4 separate regions of the Homo sapiens genome follow, and regions 1, 2 and 4 are each linked to region 3. Evidence: chromatin contacts called from ENCODE Hi-C or POLR2A ChIA-PET data. All regions are on one chromosome and are shown on one strand. The core of a region is the stretch at or near the end of the contact, and the rest is flanking DNA. Distances in the headings are between cores, read along the strand shown.

What was found. Hi-C counts contacts between places; a loop is a spot of excess contacts on that map. ChIA-PET counts read pairs that join two places held with the same protein, here RNA polymerase II (POLR2A). Pooled maps may share reads with other maps.
Region 1: a map of naive thymus-derived CD4-positive, alpha-beta T cell shows a loop between it and region 3 (4-fold over the local background). The contact joins the promoter of VASH1 here to the promoter of GPATCH2L in region 3. A Hi-C loop is called at or near these places in 1 of 168 maps with a recorded cell type or tissue (naive thymus-derived CD4-positive, alpha-beta T cell) and 12 of 50 pooled maps.
Region 2: a loop to region 3 is called in a map of PC-9, with 9 times the contacts of the local background. The contact joins the promoter of FLVCR2 here to the promoter of GPATCH2L in region 3. A Hi-C loop is called at or near these places in 2 of 168 maps with a recorded cell type or tissue (PC-9 and naive thymus-derived CD4-positive, alpha-beta T cell) and 11 of 50 pooled maps.
Region 4: a pooled map shows a loop between it and region 3 (10-fold over the local background). The contact joins the promoter of LINC02288 here to the promoter of GPATCH2L in region 3. A Hi-C loop is called at or near these places in 1 of 37 single-sample maps with no recorded cell type and 6 of 50 pooled maps. POLR2A ChIA-PET finds 5 or more read pairs at or near these places in 1 of 52 experiments (MCF 10A).

What each region holds. Positions count from the first base shown.
Region 1 is chr14:76,759,798-76,763,158 of GRCh38, forward strand. VASH1 (vasohibin 1) reads left to right here and starts at 1,671. Exons shown (of 7, transcript NM_014909.5): 1 at 1,671-3,333. The coding sequence starts at 3,025. RefSeq lists silencers at 1,638-1,827, 1,928-2,197.
Region 2 is chr14:75,577,287-75,580,463 of GRCh38, forward strand. FLVCR2 (FLVCR choline and putative heme transporter 2) reads left to right here and starts at 1,334. Exons shown (of 10, transcript NM_017791.3): 1 at 1,334-2,355. The coding sequence starts at 1,687. FLVCR2-AS1 (FLVCR2 antisense RNA 1) reads right to left here and starts at 2,302. Exons shown (of 3, transcript NR_110552.1): 1 at 491-2,302. RefSeq lists an enhancer at 440-499 and a silencer at 1,210-1,279.
Region 3 is chr14:76,150,108-76,153,277 of GRCh38, forward strand. GPATCH2L (G-patch domain containing 2 like) reads left to right here and starts at 1,815. Exons shown (of 10, transcript NM_017926.4): 1 at 1,815-1,884.
Region 4 is chr14:77,039,779-77,042,754 of GRCh38, forward strand. LINC02288 (long intergenic non-protein coding RNA 2288) reads left to right here and starts at 1,271. Exons shown (of 4, transcript NR_110554.1): 1 at 1,271-1,499. RefSeq lists a silencer at 444-633 and enhancers at 743-1,474, 750-2,976, 884-973.

The DNA.
Region 1 (3,361 bases), core at 421-2,920, 610 kb after region 3:
AGCAGCAGCTGTCAGCGAGAACACCCTCATGTGGCCTCACCATGTGGCTTGGGCTTCTTCACAACATGGTAGCTGGTTTCTTCTGAGGAACCAAGAAGAAGCTGTCTCCTTTTTATGGCCTGGTCTTAAGAGTCATACAGCTTCACTTTCATCACACTTTATTCATTAGACACCAGTCACCAAGTACATCCCACATTCAGGGGGAAAGGAATTAGATCCCATCTTTTGAAAAGAATGGTCAAGAGCTTGCAAGCCAATTTTAAAACCAGCACCACTTGGCTAACACAAGAAGCAATGTATAGAGTGAAAAACAAGTGTCTGAAGAAGTAAGACTTCTGTTCACATTCTAGCTCTGCCACTTACTAGCTGTGTGAGTTTGGGGAAATTACCCTCTGAGACTTGGTTTATACAATACAGGGTGATAGTTGTTGATCCCTAGTGATTTTTCTACGCTTGGAGTCTTCTTGCCTTAGTGAGTTTAAGAAGATCCAGGCTGAACTAACTTTCTTGGAGTCTTGCAATCCTTCCCATCACTGATAACCCTTGGTTTCTGACCCTGGAGGTAGTAAGAGGTTGCTACGGGAGCACAGGGTACCCAGAAAGTTCAGATACTAGGGACAGCTTTAGAGAACAGATGTGAAACCACTGAGGCCCTGGGGTCTCTCTAAGGCCTTTAACCCAGCCCTTGTGTAGTAACCTCAGCTTGTCAAGAAATGCAACGACCCCACAACTAAGGAATCTGAATCTGCCGGCTAAGGCCAAGGAATCTGCATTCTCCCACAAGACTGTGATTCATGCTAACTACAGGCAGGGGAGAGGGGGAGCATCTTAAAGCACACACTCGGCCGTCTCTTCCTAAAGTTCTTGGCTTCAGCCTAGAGATAGTGCCTTTCCCACCATTTACAACTCTATGGCATGAGGGAGGCGGAGGGTGCGTCCAGTGTCCAACCACGCACCACAGCTGGTTGTACTTTCACCTTCCTCTAGGCCAGCGGACCCTCCCCAAGCATTGCCTCCCACGCCCACGTCGCGGTCCCACCCTGGTCCGCGGGGTCCAGAGCGTCCAAAGCCCGGTCTAGGCAGATGGTCTAGGGGTGAGCTCTGCGCACCCCATTCCCACCAGTGCAGGCAATCGAATAAAACAGGGTGACTTTTAACCCTTTTCGTTTCCAGAGATAGTGACCCCCCGTCTCAATCCCTAGATGTCCTCCTCTAAGAACTGTGCGCGCTGGGAGGGACTCTGCGCTCACTCACTGTGACCACCTCGGCTGGGATATGGGGAAACTGAGGCCTACAGAGGGAAGGGAACTGCTGAACGTCCCAAAGCAACACAGGCACTGAATCCGGTCTAGAATCCCAGTCTTCCAGGCCAGTGCTCTCGGTCCTACCGGCTCAGGGCCCCTGCGAAGAATCTTTTTCAAGAAATTCCCGACCGCAGGAATTCCTTCTGCGCTAGGAATCTCCATGGAGTTTGCGCTCCCTCTGGCACGTTGAAAACGTCCTCCGCAGCTTCGCACCGGCTTCGCGGCGCCCTGACAGCTGGGTGAGGAGGGAGCGAATGCCCACCGGCGTCCTTGGGGTAACTTGGGACAGAGGCACCGCCGCGGGGGGCGGAGGACTGGGCGCGAAGGCGCTGGCCCTTTAAGGGGGGGACGGAGCGCATGCGCGGCGCGGGCCGTAGTCGAGCCTGGTGGGCGGCTGGCTGGCAGGGGACGTGGTCGGCGGCAGCGGGGCCCAGGGGCGGCGGGGCTGCAGCAGCGGCGGCCCCAGCTTCGCCGAGCAGCGATCGGCTGGTGGGCTTCTCGTTGGCGGGCTCCGCGTTGGCGGGCTGCTCCCCAGGCACCAGCGCAGCGCGCGCTCGCCCGGCTTCGTCACTCGCCTCCAGCTACATCCGCCGGCCGAGGCTGCGCGAGCCTCCGGGCTTGCGGTCCCCGCCCCGCGGTCCTTCCTCCACCCTCAGCCAGGGCAGCTGCAGCCCGAGCGAACAGCCACGGAGCATCCTCCGCCCGCCCGGGCCGCGCCACCGCCCATGCTGCAGCCAGTCCCAGGCAGCGACCCCGCGGCCGCAGCCCGCCGCTCAGTGACCTCAGCCTGGCCCCTGCGCGCCGCCCGAGCCGGTCCCGCTGAGCCGCGGGCCCCGTGCCCTGCGATGGCTCGGCTGGTGCAGCGCGGCGCCAGGTGCCAGCCGTCCTCCCGCTGAGACGCGCCCGAGTGGGGACCCGCTGGGCCTCGGGGCTCGCAGCCTTCGCCTCCCCGCCGCGCCCGCTCCCTTTCTGGGGACTCCGCCGCTGTTTCTGGGGACGAGGGGACAGGGGACCCAGACAAAGCCCACTTTGTGCAGGGAGTTGGCCGCAGGCGGGGAATGTGCGCGTCGGCGCGCGCCCCCTCCCCGCTCCCGGCCAGCTGCGAGTCTTGGCTCCCGGACTTGTCTCGTCGCGTCGGAGAAATCGCCCCCCAGCGCCGCTCTCCCGCCCGGGGGTCTTGGTTCCGAGCTCGCGCGGCCGGGAGTCGCCTCGGTCTTCCTTGGGGCGCGCGCAGATGTGAGCGTGCGAGAGTTGTGTAGGGGATTTTGTTCCCTCCGAAACTGAGACCCAGGGCGCCCAGTGGGCACCCGTGCCTTGACTCTGTCCTTTCTGCAGCCGCTGGTCCGAGCTGTCTGGCCTCAGTTTCCCTCCGACTTTTCTCCGCTCTGCCAGCCCTCACTGCTGCCCGTCATTGTTCTCGCAGTTAGATGGGGGTGCTTTGTGACGGCTGCCAAGTTGGGGTGTGTTCTCTTTATTCCGTTTTTCAAACAGAACAAGGCCTCCAAGGCTGACCCCAGACAACCCACCCCCTCGGACCCTAATTCACCTTATTGCACTGATTTTTTTTATCAAGTCGTATTTTATTGTACAGGAGCCACGCCCTGATTTCTTAAAGGCGCCTTGCACTCTGGCCATGTGTTATCTCTGCAGCCGGTGTGTGGGAGGCCTCTTGTGAGCCAGTTGTTTTCCCGCCTCCACCACCCCCCTCGAAGATTTAGGGATGCCAGGGGGGAAGAAGGTGGCTGGGGGTGGCAGCAGCGGTGCCACTCCAACGTCCGCTGCGGCCACCGCCCCCTCTGGGGTCAGGCGTTTGGAGACCAGCGAAGGAACCTCAGCCCAGAGAGATGAGGAGCCAGAAGAGGAAGGGGAAGAGGACCTGCGAGACGGAGGCGTCCCCTTCTTTGTCAACCGGGGTGGGCTACCTGTGGATGAGGCCACCTGGGAAAGGATGTGGAAACACGTGGCCAAGATCCACCCCGATGGAGAGAAGGTGGCGCAACGGATCCGTGGGGCCACAGACCTGCCCAAGGTGAGACACACGGGTCAGGGGGGTGATA
Region 2 (3,177 bases), core at 84-2,583, 570 kb before region 3:
CACGCTGCTAACCACAGACTGTGCTTGAATAGCTAGGCTACAGCTTGAATGATTACAGACTTGAACGAGAATTATGGCTCTTCTTGCCAGCTGGGACCTTCAGAAAGAAGTTACTTCACTTCTCTGAGTCTGGGTTTTCTTGTCTATAAAATTTAGGCCAGCAATAGTAACTTTATCACAGAATTCTTGTGATGCATAAATGAGCTAATGCATTCAATTTGTTTAGCACTGTACAACAAATGTTAGCTTTTTGCTAGGATAGCCAGCATTCGCGGAATGCTTACTATGTGGCAGGAATTTTCTAAGTGCATTCGTGTATTAATTCATTCAAGTCTCAGAACAACACGGTGAGGTAGGTACTATTATTTCATCATTTCCATTTTACAGATGAAGAAACTGAAGCGCAGAGAGGTGGAGTTCCTTGGTCTACAGTGGCACCTCATTGTAGCTAAGCTGGTGTTTGAACTCAGGGAGAATTTGGGCTCCTTACCAGGATCCCTCGCCAAGGACAGAGGTCAGTGCAACGAGTCGAGGGTTTGCCCTTTGAAATGGGCTAGGACCGGCAGGTGGCAGACTAGGGCTGCTTGAGTTCAAAGACCGCTTCCAAGACCAAGCCCGGAGCCAGCTCTGTGCTAAGCGTTCCATCACACAACCGCGGACAGCTTCTTCGGCTTCTTCAAACTCTCCTTTCCCTCCCCCGCACCCTAGGGTCTTCGCCCAGAATCCATCAGGAAAAATAGCCCCACATAACAGGTTCAAATCTAACCTCCCCAAGACAAAACCACGTCCGCAGGGAAAGAAGCGAGTAAAGCGAGTTTTCTGTAACTCCCCTTTAACCCAGGAGCGCAACCAGCCCGGGAAATCTACAAATCTCTCTTTAGTTCAGCAAAGGGCTGGGAGCCTAAGCCAAGGGGGAGAAAGTTGGGGAATCCCTCTTGAATTCCCCAGAACACTTAGGTGGCGCCGGGCTTTGGTGCACGCGCGCAGGGCATGCGGACAGGCACCGGAGAGGCTCTATTTTGGGCATTACTTCGGGAAGGCGGATCTTCTTGCAGGGTCCGCTGATAGCGGGTGGCAAATGAATATGAGGGGCAGTGCAAAGGGTGGGGGTTAACCGGGCGGTTTCCATGGCGCCCGGGGCGTGGGGGAGGAATGCATCCCGCAAGCTGTGGCGAAACAACTGCTCTGCCCGGAGGACCGGGCTCGAGAAGGCAAGAGACACTGGGTCGGGGGTGGAGTGGTGGCGGGGGGGTTGGGGGCGGAAGAAGCCAGGCAGGACGGGGGCGGGGCGGTCACGTGTGCCCGACTGGGCGAGGCCCCAAGCTGGCCCGGGAGAGGACTCTGCGGGCGAAGTGGCTGCGCAAGGAGAGAACTTTTCCTGCACAAGGAACGCCTCGTGGGGAGACCCAAGGCAGGAGCGGTCCGGAGCCGGCTGCGGCGTGTGCGGCCGGCCTTGGGACAGCGATCGCCGCGGGTGGCAACAGAGAGCCCCAAGCAAAAGTGGGAGCAGGAGCTTGGAGGTGAGCACAGGAAGCCCCACTTGAGGCTTTTACGCAGCCTCTAGTCTCTGTTTCTTCTGGAATAGGCAAGTGTCCTTTCAACTCTAAGAGACCAGCAGAGGCCACTGTCCCTTAAGACTGCCGGAGTCCTCACCACTTCTCCAGGATTCCAGAGGAGACTGTGGCGATGGTGAATGAAGGTCCCAACCAGGAAGAGAGCGATGACACCCCTGTGCCGGAGTCCGCACTCCAAGCGGACCCCAGCGTCTCGGTCCATCCCAGCGTCTCGGTCCATCCCAGCGTCTCCATCAACCCCAGCGTCTCTGTCCACCCCAGCAGTTCGGCCCACCCCAGTGCCTTAGCCCAACCCAGTGGCTTGGCTCACCCCAGTAGCTCGGGCCCTGAGGACCTCAGCGTGATCAAGGTGAGCAGGCGCCGTTGGGCCGTGGTCCTGGTGTTTAGCTGCTACTCCATGTGCAACTCCTTTCAGTGGATCCAGTACGGCTCCATCAATAACATCTTCATGCACTTCTACGGTGTCAGTGCCTTTGCCATTGACTGGCTGTCCATGTGCTACATGCTGACTTACATCCCTCTGCTCCTGCCAGTGGCTTGGCTGCTGGAGAAGTTCGGCCTGCGCACCATTGCTCTCACTGGCTCGGCTCTCAACTGCCTGGGGGCCTGGGTGAAGCTGGGCAGCCTGAAGCCGCATCTCTTTCCGGTCACCGTGGTGGGCCAGCTCATCTGCTCTGTGGCCCAGGTTTTCATCCTGGGCATGCCCTCCCGCATCGCTTCCGTCTGGTTCGGGGCTAATGAGGTTTCAACAGCCTGCTCCGTGGCTGTCTTTGGCAATCAGGTAGGTAGAACAGTTTGTGAATGTTCCCAGGGGCGTGTGTTAGATTGCACCTAACTATTGGGTGTGGTAGGCTATAATTTGCTGATTGTCCAACAGTGTTTGTGACTCTGGGTGACAGTAACTGGGTGTGACAGGCAGTGATTGTGATGCTGTAAGAGAGGCGGGAAACAAAAGCAGGGGGACCTGCTCTTTCATCCACAGTTGCTCTTGCCCCAGCCAAAAGCATGCTTCTAGAACATACTATACCTTCGCTGTGTCGTTCTCGAACCTGTGTCAGTCCACCAACTTAGACCTGTAATTTCAGGAATGCTCTTCTGTCTGGCAGCAGCCCCTGGGCATCAGACTATTCTGGTGTCATCAGAACTTGGCAGTGCTTTCAGTTGGACCAACCAGCTTTCCTAGAGTGCAGTATCTCCTCTACTGCATAGAATTGCAAAGCCATGCCTGGTGGTGTTTGGCACTGCTTTTACCTTGTTTTACACACAGCTGAAGCCAGGACAGTGGGAGCAGTGCTTTGTGCCAAACTCCTTGCCTGGGATTTAGAGCCAAGTCCAGCAGGATGGAGTAGAAATCTCACTCTGAGTTTCCATGGCCTAGAAAGGGTAGTTCATGTCTTAATCTTTTTCTCTTTCTTTCTTATTGGAAGGAGAAGCTCAAATTCTTTGCATCTCAATGTGGTTATGATCCAGAAAGCTGGGCAGGTTGTGAACCTGAATGCCGTCTCCAAATACTCGAAGCAAATATTTATGGGAATATTTAAAGCAAACGTCCTTTAGCCAGACCACTGCCTCCCAGTCTCGCATCTTTCCAAGCACGTACAGT
Region 3 (3,170 bases), core at 565-3,064:
TAGATAAAAATTATGAAGATTGTTACAGTTTCTGTGTAATTCACACTTTCTCCTATTATTCACTTTTTTTTTTTTTTTTTGTGACGGCTGAGTCTCACTCTGTCGCCCAGGCTGGAGTGCAGTGGCTCGATCTCTGCTCACTGCAACCTCCGCCTCCTGGGCTCAGGCGATGCTCTTGCCTTAGCCTCCTGAGTAGGGACTGGGACTACAGGCATGTGCCACCACACCTGGCTAATTTTTTGTATTTTTAGTAGAGACGGGGTTTCACCATGTTGGCCAGGCTGATCTCGAAATCCTGACCTCAGGTGATCCGCCCACCTCAACCTCCCAAAGTGCTGGAATTACAGGTGTGAGCCACCACACCAGGCTATTCACTCTTACAGAAGTATAACACATCTCACAATTGCAACCAATATTGATACGTTATTATTATTATTATTATTTTGAGACGGAGTTTCACTCTTGTAGACCAGGCTGGAGTGCAATGGTGCGATCTTGGCTCACTGCAACCTCCGCCTCCCAGGTGCAAGTGATTCTCCTGCCTCAGCCTCCCGAGTAGCTGGGATTACAGGCACGTGCCACCATGCCCATGTAATTTTTGTATTTTTAGCAGAGACAGGTTTTCACCCTGTTAGCCAGGATGGTCTCAATCCCCCAACCTCAGGTGATCCGCCTGCCTCGGCCTCCCAAAGTGCTGGGATTACAGGCGTGAGCCACCTCACCCGGCCCGATACATTATGATTAACTAAAGTTGATACTTTATCCAGATTTCCTTAGTTTTTACCTAATGTTCTTTTTTCAATTGCAGCGTCACACCCAGGACACCATATTACATTGTCATGCCTCCTTAGGCTCCTCTTGGCTCTGAGTTTCTTAGACTTCCCTTGCCTTTGCTGATCTTAACAATTTTGAAGAATACTGGTCATGCACTCTGCAGAATGTCCCTCAATTCGGGTTTGTCTGATTTTTTTTTCTTATAATTAGACTGGGTTATGAGATTTGGAAGGAAAGTACCATAAAGTGCCATTCTCATCATATATCATTCCACATACTATCAACATGATTTAGCACATAGTCTTGATCACCTGGCTGAATTACTGTTTGCCAGGTTTCTCCCCTGTAAAATCACTCATTTTCCCCTTTACAGATGTTGTACTTTTGGGAAGGAAGTCACTATGCACAGCCCACATTTAAGGAGGCAGAAGTTATGCTGCAGGATGGCTGTCTACATAAGTTATTTGAGATTCTTCTGTGGGGGATTTATCTCTTCTTCCTCATTCGTTAATTTATTCAATCACTTATATCGGCATGGGCTCATGAATATTTCTTTTGTACTTTGAGTTATAATCCAATATCACTTGTTTTATTGCTCAAGGCAATTTGAAATGTTCTGAGTAACTCAGTGCAAAACAACCTCTTCCAAAGGTTGTACCAGCTCACAGGGTAGACGTCATTAAGATCCATTTCCCCTCAACTTCACAGACCCATTAAAAAGGTCAGAAAGCAAGAGATAAGCTGACATCCCTGCCTAGCGCCCAATTTCTGGAAGCCCCTAAGGAAGATGAGGCCAGCATGCAGGGGTCTTTCCCCACGTGGGGCACCTCAACCCCTGAGACGCCCTTTCCCGGCCAGACCCTATTCAACACCCCTCCTTGTCCCCTGCCCCATCTCCTGGCTTCCTGTGGCTCCGCCCACCGCGGGGCGGAAGTGGGTGTGGCCACGGGCGGAAGCACTGGGTCAGGGGCCCAATCGTGCAGCCAGCCCCTCCCACTCGCCACCGCCCCACCCCTCCGGCCCAGACCGGAAATGAGGTCAGAGAGGGAAGCCCCGGCGGTGAGAGTCGGCCCAAAAAGCGGCGGCCGTTGGAGGTGGCTGCGGCAGCTGGTGAGGGGGAGGAATGGGTTGAGAGTGTTGGGGTCCTGGGGGCTAGTACCAGAGGGGATCGGAGCGCCAAGCCGCGGCTGAGCGGCTAAGGGCGTCTTGGGGCTGCGGCAGACGGCCGGAGGGTGAGGGTGGTGGGGCCTTGCTTTTCAGGGCCCTTGTCCCCATCCCTGGGGATGTGGGTCGGGCCGTCTCCGGGGCCACAGCCCCCTCTTCCCCTTTCTTCTTTCTGCCTCTCTGGGGCGGGCTGCAGCCTGAGGGCTTGGTGTCCCGAGCCATGGTCGCCCCAGCCCTCAGGGACGGGCCGGGGCGTGGTGGAGAGTCCTTCGAAACACAGTTTTTGTCATATATGTGGCCATGTTGCGACCCCCGATCCCGGAGGGAGCTCAGTCGCCAAGACTTGCATTTTGGCAGTTTCTGCCCTAGAAGAGCCGATCCCCGCCCCTCGTGAGCCCAAATGAGCAGTTGCCTCCTGCCTCTCCCACCTCCTACTCCGCCCCTCACTTCCACCCTGCTCCTGTCTCTCTTCTTACTTGCTGTCCACCAGCTACCCGTTCCTTCCTGTGCGTGACTCAGCCTCATCTCTGCCCGGGTGCGTGCCTGGCCGCCGGGTCCTCTCGAGAGTGTGCATCCGCGACTGGAGATGGGGAGTTCTAGGGTTCTTTTGTCACTACTGTTGGAATTACAGGCTTTGAGGCAGGAAAGGATTCTGCACAGGCATTCGACTGCAAGTTGTTTGATGACTTCGTTCCATGTTCAAGTTTGTGCTGTTCTGCCTGAGGTTTTTATTTGTTCTTTTGTTTTTGTTTTTTGTATTTTTGTTGCCTGAGTTTTTAAAGCAGTAATTCTTTATTAGGGAAGTAGATTTTGACATGCTGTTCCCACTTGTTTCTTTATTTTGGTCTTAGGGACAGTTGTCTCCCAAACCTCAATCATGGCATTTTAATCCACTTTTTTTTTTCCCATTTTTTCCCCTTCTTTTCACAGGTGTTGATAAACCACTTCTTAATGCTTAAAAGAACTTGGTCTTGTTTAAATGTATGTGCTTTTGGACACTTTGAGAAGCTTCGTTTGTATGGTAGTTTTGGAAGTAGGTGTCACTATTGCTCCTACAGGTGTGGCAGATAAGCCAGAGGACTGTTTTCCTGTCTTTAAGTTCATTGGCATAGGCACAGCATGAAAATAGGTTTTAGAAAGCCCTTTGCAAAGTGAAAACTGAATGAATGGGAATATGGTCAGAGAGTGGCACCACTTAGAATTTTAAGCTGATCTTGAAATACTTTGGGCAT
Region 4 (2,976 bases), core at 21-2,520, 890 kb after region 3:
ATCTGTGGCCTCACAGCTTTCACCATGACATCTGAGAGATTCAAGGAAAGCTCCAGAAACAGGCTTAGCTCTCAATAACAACCCTCTTCCCTACAGATCTTAGAAAGGCTGGATCTGAACAACGCTGCCTGCAAGACCTCCATTCCCACCCTAAATAAAGCGCCAAACCATCCAACCGAAACCCACCCCTCCTCCCCTGGTACTCAGGGTGTCTACAGCTCTGAGGCTCCCTTTATTTTTATTTTTATTAATGTATTTTTAAGGCTGAAAGGCACACACACCACACGCATTCACACCCAGTGGTTATGGGGTTTTGGCAGGTACGCGGAGACCCGGTGCCCCAGCTGTCAGTGTCTGATCCCAACCCCTCCTCCTCCTCCCTCCGTTATTTATTAATAAAAGCCTGGTCGTGGGCAGCCGGCGTTCTGGTTTTCATTGTACAGTCTGCACTGGTGACACAGGACATGTGGAAAATTTTGAGAGCACTGCGGTGAATAGTGTGGAGGGGGAGCGTGAGCAGGGGGAGGGGAGGGGAGGGAGGGGAGCGAGTTACTTTTTAGCTTCCGCTAAGTACTTGGCGGCTCGCCAGGCCCGGAGAATTGTGGGAAGCGAAAACCTCCCCAGTATAAACTGCCAGCTTTAAGCAGCCCTGACAGTTCTGCTCCTTCCAAACTTGGCAGCCGTTCAAAGTGCTCTTTCATTTGAAATGCTGGAAGCCTGCCATGTGCAATGCAGATTTGCTGTGCCTGTGCGCAGAAGGAACTGATAAATGCCGTTGCAGTTGCCATGGGGACAGGAGGCTATCAGAATGGCCTTGTGATCCGCAGCCTCTCTGCGCGGCAGGCTCTCGTTCTCCCCCTCCCGCCCCTCCTCCCTCTAGTCAGTGAGATGGTGAAATAAATGTTCTGGAAAAAGGTTAACCCTCCCCGCTCTGGTTCCGAGGGTGAGAGGAGGTTAACCTCTAAGCACTTCCTTGGCCTTAAGTGCCAGCCCGGAGCACAGGTGTCAGCGCCGTCCTTGGGTGGGTCACCATCCTCCCGCTCTCCTCTTTCACACCCCCAGCTTTCTTCCTGCTCCCTGGGGGCTTTCACAAAGCGGTATTTTTAATAGAGGCTTTTCAGCAAGCTCAAGTGTAAGTCTTTGAGTCATCAAAACCCGGATGTAAACACAGCAGCCCTGCATTCTGCACAGTTTGCGTGTATTTTATCTTTTTAATAATATTTAGCTGGCAACTTAAAACTGCAAGGATGCCAGATATTTTAGCCAGCCACTTACATCATGCAGCATCCATCTTGGGGAGAGTGGTGGCGGGTCCTTTCCTTGTTCTCTTGCTCCCTGCCGCCTACCTGAGACCGCAGGAAATCTGGGTCTTTCTGAAGGCATCTTCTTGTGGTGTAGTCCCCTTGGAACCGCGGCCTTTAGAATGAACATGACATCACCTTGGGCAACAACGACAGAGGGTGTGTTCCTGTAGGAGACAAGACACGGGGAGATCCAAGGTGAAACAGATCTATCATTTACGCTGCGCCAATTTCAGGTGTGTGAGGGTGCACAGTCTGGATCATCAGCCCCCCATTTAGCACGAACTGCCGTTTGAAACACAGTCTGATTTAATGTACAGAAACAAAATAGCACATTCAGATTTGGTATATTTTCAGGCCTGTAATGCCAACACTCCGGGTGGCCTGTTTAATGGGGAAAAAATGAAATATTCCACTCCAGCCCAGGCCTATGGAAACCAAAGAGGTTTAGTGATTTATTTACATTGGGGGTAAAAACGGTGAGCAGTATTCCTTCTCGGCTCGCTACTTCCTGAAGGTTTCCTGAACCTAAACATTCGTTAACATCCCAGGAAGGGAACTTATTTTTCCTGTGGCTTTCAATATTTTCTGCTAAATATATTTCGGCACACTGTTTATCTTGGGCTTCAGCTTTCAGACCTTTATGCACTTTTAACACCTTGAGGCTGTTTCACTGAAAAATGGTGTATGTTAATTAAAGAGGACTTTATGTGCTGGGCATTAAGGCAGGGGGGATTTCTGTTTTGATCTGTCTGTATAATGAGGGGCTTCAGGATGAAACACAAGTCAGAGGCCTGTTAGCTTCGTGAAGCCCTTTTGACAAAGCGGGACCTTGAATGTGGGCCCTTGTATTCAAACACTTGAAGACCACAGAATGTTGAACTGAACGAAACATTTCTTCCTAAGTGCATGGTGAACATGGAGGCCAGGAGACGAGAAAGACTGAAAATGCCCCAAGTTCCTGGGGCTTAGCTGCAATTTCTTTGAACTTGACTGTCTCTGGGTGTCTGCTCGTGATTGTCACGGCAGCTCTGGCCAAGGCGATGCACTCTGTCTCGCTGGAATTTCCTGATTCCAAAGTAGCCCCTTCCAAATAAATAATCAACAAACGCCATCTGCTTCACCTTGCCAGCAGGCACAGAGCTGAAGGGTTAGCTAAAACCTACAATTTTTAGGAGCAGTAGGCTCTTGAGACATTTCAAGATAGGTTTCGACTTGGAATTAAACTAGAGTTAGAGGCAGAAATCAGGTGATTCAGAAAGCAACCCCCCCTCCCTCCCGCCAACTTCCCCAGACAGTCCAGGCAGCTGGGTTTTTGGCTCTCACAGCTGCTAAGCTTTGGCAAGCCAAAAGCATATTTCGTGGTGGTGATTCCTTTCCCAGGTTGACGGACATGTTTCTGTACTGAGCACAAGGCATGTTTCCTGACCGTGTGTGAATCAGAGGCTGCATTTTTATCCAGGGCTTCTGGTGACAGTTTTAAGCTGGATGAACAAAGCAGACCCTGACATGTCCCTGTCATCAAGGTCAAGAGATACAGAATCTATCCTAAATGTTCGCCACCTCTAGCCCAGATGTATTATATTTATTTATTTTTGTTTTGTTTTGTTTTTTGAGGCGGTGTCTTCCTCTGTCGCCCAGGCTGGAGTGCAGTGGGGCAGTCTCAGCTCACTGC